Regions from separate parts of the Homo sapiens genome. Here all the other regions are linked to region 2. A link is an interaction called in ENCODE POLR2A ChIA-PET data of the cell type or tissue named here. Cell type or tissue: OCI-LY7. All regions are shown on one strand.

Evidence for each region. Peaks named below come from ENCODE experiments on the same cell type or tissue, not always from the same donor. Only the 100,000 strongest peaks of a DNase experiment are listed, where the experiment ranks them.
Region 1: POLR2A ChIA-PET joins it to region 2 with 6 read pairs; 3 of 35 experiments call an interaction of 5 or more read pairs at or near these places.
Region 3: POLR2A ChIA-PET joins it to region 2 with 5 read pairs; 7 of 35 experiments call an interaction of 5 or more read pairs at or near these places.

The regions. Positions count from the first base shown.
Region 1 is chr5:107,364,465-107,366,964 of GRCh38, forward strand. No RefSeq gene overlaps it. Among named protein-coding and RNA genes, the nearest start is that of EFNA5, 310 kb to the right of the region's middle. In OCI-LY7, no CTCF peak of the experiment used is centred here; a DNase peak (open chromatin) is centred at 1,417.
Region 2 is chr5:107,567,386-107,569,885 of GRCh38, forward strand. The region is part of intron 1 of EFNA5 (ephrin A5); the gene reads right to left. Among named protein-coding and RNA genes, the nearest start is that of EFNA5, 100 kb to the right of the region's middle. RefSeq lists enhancers at 818-1,157, 871-1,406. In OCI-LY7, no CTCF peak of the experiment used is centred here; a DNase peak (open chromatin) is centred at 1,126; H3K4me3 peaks cover 789 bases; H3K27ac peaks cover 2,249 bases.
Region 3 is chr5:107,489,695-107,492,194 of GRCh38, forward strand. The region is part of intron 1 of EFNA5 (ephrin A5); the gene reads right to left. Among named protein-coding and RNA genes, the nearest start is that of EFNA5, 180 kb to the right of the region's middle. In OCI-LY7, no CTCF peak of the experiment used is centred here; no DNase peak of the experiment used is centred here.

The DNA of each region.
Region 1 (2,500 bases), 200 kb before region 2:
GATTTGGACAATCTGTTTGTCACTCTGAGCCTGTGTTATATGATTTCTGCTGATTCCATCAGGTGCCTTTTTTTCTTTTTTTTTCTTTTTTTTTTTTTTTTTTTTTTTTTTTTGGTAAGCCTTGGCCCATCTCTTAAGAGCTCAAAGAATATGCCTGGGAGCAAAGGAACCACCAGCTCAGTTAGGTTGAAACCAGTTAGCCATTGTAGTACTACTTAGTGCTGTCTTGGTTAATTGATTAACTTCCCCTTTAAAATGTGTGTGTATTTTCTACATAGGTTTTTGGTTCACATTTGTTTTTCCCAGGACCTTAATACTTTCTATGCTATGATGGTCACCATTAGAAAGTAATTGCATGCCTGATGATGGAAATAATCAACAAAGATGACCACTGATGTGTCTCTACATGTCATGATTGCCTTAGGGTTTCAATTCCTGTATTTTTTTCCCCTCTCATCCCATGCATCCCTTCCCATGCTTCCTTTGTGAATTAAGATAAAAGGAACAAGAAACCAGGAAGTCTTCCTTCCACCTGACTTCTGACTACACATAACCACACAAACAGCCTATTTTGATCAGTTTCCTCCAGTCTCCATCATAGGTGTTTGATCTATAGTTTAGATACCAAGTCCTCGATAGTAGAACTCATGTATAGCTAAGCGCTACACATAGCTCTTGATGCAATGCAAGGACTTCCAACTGACCAAGTGTAACCATGACACACTGGTCAGAAGCAAGTCAGACTCAGGTTCCAGCTCCTAGTCCTAACATTGTGATGATGTGGCTATTACTGGACATGTGCATAAACATATTGTTGGAGGTGCTGGGAATATTGGAATTAGAATGTACCTACATGACCTCAGCTTTGGGTGGTATTAAAGCTTTTTGCTTTTTGTGATAAACAATAGGAGGCTGCTTATTTCCTCTAAGAGACTTTTTTGAGGTTTTTCTGACAGTAAGGTGGCACGGGCAGGGAACTTCCTTCCAAAGCCACTTCTCAGCCTCTGTTCTATGAGTTTTCTTCCTCTTCATTCCTGTCTTCTGCCTCCGTTCCTTCTGGCTGTCCCTCCTCTAGCTCTGCTTCTAATTGCCTGAGGAGGCACTGCAGGGTCTATCCTGTGGGAATCCAGTTTGCAATGACTCTTTTGGTCTATGAAACACCTATTATCGGTTCCTCAGATTTGAATACCTAGACAGATGTATGTGCTCCCTTAAGGGACAAGTACTGTGGCATGCGGAGTGTGGTACACCAAGCCTAATCTTCTGTTCTGTGGATGTTGGTGCTCAGTTGCTAGTCTTGGTTGACTGGACAATTCCCACGTAGCTTTTGCTTAATGTCTGAATCATTGGAAGGAGAAGGACTTTGGTCTGTCTTTCTCCTTTTGTAACTTCCTCTTTTTGCACTTTATGTGAGATTACGAGTGAGTGTGATTTCAGATGAGAAACACTTAACAGTGAGTCAGGGAGATGAAATTTCACTGAGATGCGGAACACAGGAAGAGAAAATGTGTGAAAAATCACGTTGACGGGGTTGTCTTGGTAGCTAGTAAAGCAGAGAAAGGAAATTCCCGCACAGCAGGCTTTAATAAAATTGGCAGGCAGGAATGTCACACTGTGTGAGAATATTGGTGAGGAATCTAGGGATGGAGAGCAAGTAAAGGAATCATAAGGGCCTTCTTATATTGGACATTCTTTCTCTGCACCTAATTTACTCTAAACGAGTTTGCAGATGAGAATTGTTTTCCCATGAATTTGCATCAGTAGATTTAAGAGCATGGATGCGCACACCCCAACACAAGGTGTCAACCAAATATTAGGCAATGTTATGGCTTATTAACGATTTTCAATCCAAGGATAGTTAATGAAGAGTGGACATTTATGTCTGTGTATAAAAAGCAGTATATGGAAACTCAAATTCCCAGTGGAAATAAAACAAGACATCGTCATTATTTAACAAAAGAATTCACCGTGTAATTCTATATAAGACAAACGCACTCACACATTCTTTAAGGACTTTAAAAATATCCTTTGATTTCCATGCAACTTTTCTGGACTTTTTATATCTACCACATAAAGCAAGCCTGTTACCGAGATAAATGTGGAAGTTCTATGTCCTTATTGCCTGGGTCACTTTACCAATGATCCACCACTTACTTATTCGTTTTATTAAATATATTCTGTCTTAAATCTATTGATGCAAATTCATGGGAAAACACTTCTTATCTGGAAACTCATTTAGAGTAAATTCGGTGCAGAGAAAGCATGCCCAGCATCAGAAGGCCCTTATGATCCCTTTACTTACTCTCCATCGCTAGATTCCTCACCAATATTCTCACACAGTCCGATATCCCTGCCTGCCAATTTCATTAAAACCTGCTGTGCAGGAAACCTACCAGTGTGTAAGATTCTTGAGAATAGACCATTGTCTGTTTTGTTCATGTACGTATCACAAATGTTTAGAACACTTGTGGCACATAGTAGGTGCTTCATAAATATTTAC
Region 2 (2,500 bases):
TGACTTACTTCAATGACCTTGGGCTTACCCTTGTACTAGAGGCAGAATGTGTGTGGGCACATGTACCTGTGCATACTTTCAAGCTCTGGGGCCCGAAAAAGTCATTTATGTACTCTGGAGAGGTGAGAGAATACCATGACAGACAAATGAAGTTTGAGACACAGGATCCCATCCACCCACCCCTGCCCCAGGTTGGGATGTCCGAAACTAAGACACCCAAGACTCCCAAGAAAGGGAAGACAAAAGGCAGACATTCATACACAGGGCTCTAGCAGCAGCATTCTCTCACAAGAGTAGCAGGACCATTAACTTTATAAAAACAATAGCCAGGTTCCCTGAAGGCTGCAGATAGGGAAAACCTAGGTGGAGGTCTATATGCATTTCTAGGATATGCCAAGAAATTAAGGGGTGTGGCACTGGGCACTGGACATGTGAGGCAAAGTAGCGAGTGGCTGGGAATGAAGAATGTGTTTCTAATATTTACATTCAAGTTCTTTTTTGTTATTGTTGTTTATTTTATTTTCTTACAGTCAGGGTCTCACTGTCACCCAGGCTGAAGTACAATGGCTAGCTAGATCATGGCTCACTGCAGCCTCGACCTCCTGGGCTCAGATGATCTTCCCACCTCAGCTTCCCAAGTAGCTGGGACTACAGGCACATGCCACCATGCCCAGCTCGTTTTAATTTTTTTTGTAGGGATGGGGTCTTGCTGTGTTGCCCAGGCTGATCTCAAACTCCTAGGCTCAAGTGATCCTCCCACCTCAGCCTCCAAAAGTGCTGAGATTACAAGTGTGAGCCACTGTGCCTGGCCTATATTCAAGCTTTATACAAACACACATATACCCCTCTGCATATACACATATATACCCCGTAGCTATCAAAATACAGACCCATTTTTCTACAGGGGAGGGGAAGAAAAAAAGGAGAAAAGACAAAGAGGAATAATAAAGATCGTGGGGAGAGAACAACCCATGGGAAAGCCAGAAAAGAGAATTGAGAGACAGTTAGACCAGGGAGAAGCCTGGCAATTCCTACAGAGAGGACATGCCTAGGCAGGTAGTGGAGGGGAAGCAATGGTGAAATCAGGCCAGCAGCAGCACTGCATTAACACTTGAGTGATCAAACAAAGGGTAAAGCCATCAGGAAAGAAACTGACAGCTGCAGTCCTTAAATGCCCCAATTTAGAGACACAATGACTCCTTCTTCCATTGGCCATCCTCAAACCCAAGTCAGGAACATGCAGTGAGGCTAGACATAGACATAGACTTTCTAGACAGAGAACATACAAATAATTGTGGAACATAACAGAATCAGAAATGCCAACATAAATAAAACTTCAGAATTTGTAGGGTTTGAGCCTTGTGATGAAATCAACTAGTTGAAAAAACATTTTTTAAAAAATTTGATACAGAATATCTTATATATAAAATATACAAAACCTCAGTTTTATAAAATTATCATAAGCCCTCCATACTTTTACAAATCCTTCTCGGTCTTCAGATTCAGAAATGGTGTATCTATAATAGGAACTAATTCTGAAAGCACTTAAAAAGAACAATGTCAGGACAGCTAAATATATGACTTATAAAAATCACTAGTTCCTCCCACCTTGGTTCTGTTGACCTTAGTGGCCAAGTCCTTTTCCTGAGCTTTTAATAAACACATGCCTGTAAGCAAAGATACGCATAGTTAAATCTATACTTAGCATATTAACCCCCAGATGAGCATAAAGACATATGCTACCAGAGATCCAGGAAACAAGAATCTGGGTTTTGGGGCTTTCTGTATTGGGGGTGAATGTTCACCTTCCCACAAGAGTCTCACAATGGTGGCTTTCCCAGCCCTCTAGGAAGGGGCTTCCTCAAAAAAAGTAGCATCTCCAAACACTCATACATTGTGAAGCAACTCAAATTTCCAAGTAAAAAGATATTAAATGTATTAATAGAAAGGACTGCAGACTACCCTTAAAATATATATACGTGTATATATATATATATTTTTATGTATATGTGTGTATATATATATATATTTATGTATATGTGTGTATATATATATTTATATATGTGTGTGTATATATATTTATATATATGTGTATATATATTTATATATATGTGTATATATATTTATATATGTGTGTATATATATTTATATATATATGTGTGTATATATATATTTATATATATATATATATATATATATATATATATATATTCCCAGCTCTTTGGGAGGCTGAGGTGGAAGGATCACCTAGGTCAGGAGTTCATGACCAGCCTGGCCAACATGGTAAAACCCCATCTCTACTAAAAATACAAAAAAATTAGCCAGGCATGGTGGCATGTGCCTGTAATCCCAGCTACTTGGGAGGCTGAGGCAGGAGAATCACTTGAACCTGGGAGGGGGAGGCTGCAGTTAGCCAAGATTGCACCATGCCACTCCAGCCTGGGAGACCAAAAAAAAAAAAAAAAAAGCAAACAAACAACACAAGAGGAAATGATCTTCT
Region 3 (2,500 bases), 78 kb before region 2:
TCCTGCAACTGAACATTATCAGTTTTTCATATCATTTATTTGTGGCAAAATGAGAAAACATATCCATAGCAAGGACTATGTACAGGAAAGTTCTCTGAGTGGCCTTGCACTGACTCAGTTATGCTCTTTCTTGCTTGTAGCTCTCAAGAATAACTGTACCAGTGTGCTAGGAATGCAACATCCTGAGATAAGAGGGGACCTGGCTGAAACAGCTGGACTTAGTTCCAATGTCCCCAGAACAGGATGTCCTTCAACACTTTAGCCCAGAAGATCTCATGACTCAGGGTATAAAACCCAGGGTGGGTGGATCTCCAGGGTCCCTCAGCTGGGGTACAAGTGGGGCATGCAGGGACAAGATTCCATCTTTCCTTGGCAGCTTGCTTGAACCATGGGGGACCAGCTAGCTAGCAATTAATTCTAGGATTATGTTATTCCTTGATGCCTATCTATAGATAATAAACCCGCTTTGTATAACTTGTGTGCTTGGGTGTTCTGTCTCACTAGACTCAGAGAAGTTGGTAACCAGTGCATAGTGAACTTGCTTCACACTATGTCATTTATTTGTTTATTTATTTATGTATTTTAGTGACCTGATCTTCCTATGGTGCCCAGGTTAGACTCCAACTCCCTAGCTCATGGGATCCTCCTGCCTCCACCTCCCAAGTAGCTGAGACTACAGGTGCACGTTACCATGCCCAGCTATTGCTTTTAACACATCCCACCCATGCTTTCAGTTAAACAATTATTCTATCTCCCTGAATTGCGTGACATTTTCCAAAAAAAGAATCATCAAATGAATCCTTTCAAAAGAAATCAAGCATCTCTTGCATCCTCACCCTGCAGCATTAAGATGCAGGCCTGCCAGCGAGGGGGTGAAATCTTCACCCTCACCTTTCAGGGAAGTGCAGGGTAGGCTACCACCTGCACTGCAAAGTTTATCCAACATGAGAGTTCCTTTGGCAGGGAACATTAACCGCTGACTTATGCTTGTCACTGCATAGGTAAAGGACACTGATACAGGTAAAGAAGTCTGCATGTGCACTGTCATGACCAATGCCTTACAGCGGCTACTCAGATTCCTCTTTACTTACTGTGTCACCATCCAGTGGGGAAAAGCACCTCAGTATTAATCCTAGTTACACATACTCTAACAGGACATGATCTTAACCATTAGGGCAGTATTAATTAAGGTATCTTGCAGAGATCCTGCTCATTATATATTTAAAAACAAGATGAGGTTTCATTAACTCTTTTACTTTCAATCATCTTCAAACTCAGCTCCTAGAAAGCAAACTGGGTTCCATACTTGCTTAAGGCTTAAGAACACATTTTACATTTATTCTCATTCAAGCCACATTGTGATATGAAGTGATTTATGAATTAGAGAGCACATGTGTTATCAGAATTCCGTAATAAAATGTTCAGAGACTCTTGGCTTTGTCACCATTAGGGACAGGACATAGGCTTGCTTTTCCATGGTCTGGCCAAACGGCCTCCAACGACAGGACAAGTCCCCACCTCCAGGCATATTAAAAATTATAACATGGTATATACTTCAGGCAGCAGAACTCTTAATTCTAGCATTTTCTCAAGGCAATACAGACGGCCCCTCCCTCCCTCCTTCCTCCCTTCCTTCCATGGAGTTCCGCTCTTGTTGCCCAGGCTGAAGTGCAATGGCGTGATCTCAGCTCACCACAACCTCTGCCTCCCGGGTTCAAGTGATTCTCCTGCCTCAGCATCCTGAGTAGCTGGGATTACAGGTGTCCACCACCATGCCTGGCTACTTTTTGTATTTTTAGTAGAGACGGGTTTCACCATGTTGGCCAAGCTGGTCCGGAACTCCTAACCTCAGGTGATCCACCTGCCTTGGCCTCCCAAAGTGCTGGGATTACAGGCATGAGCCACCGCACCCAGACTGTTCTTTCTTTTTTCTTGGTGACTGGAATAAGGGAAGTCTGCAATTTTTATGACTTTATATGTGTATCCACAAAATCTATGTGCAAAGATTGCCTCTTCAGAGGGGAACTGAATAGTTGGAAAATAGGAGTGGGAAGAAGACATGTTTTTCACTGTATACCCTTTTATAGCTTTTAAGTTTTGTATCAGGTATATGTATTATACATTCAAATACTAAAAATTAAATTAATTAATTTTTTGAGACAGAGTCTCACCCTGTCGCCCAGGCTAGAGTGTGCAGTGGTGCAATCTCGGCTCACTGCAACCTCCGCCTCCAGGGATCAAGCGATTCTCATGCTTCAGCCTCCCGAGTAGCTGGGATTACAGGTGCGCGCCACTATGCCAGGCTAATTTTTGTATTTTTATTCGAGACAGGGTTTCGCCATATTGGCCAGGCTGGTCTCAAACTCTTGGCCTCAAGTAATCTGCTCACCTCTGCCTCCCAAAGTGCTGGAATTACAGGTATGAGCCACCACCCCTGGCCTAAAAATGTAATTTTAAAAGTACAAATAAAAGCAAAACAACTACAAACTTTCCTAAACCA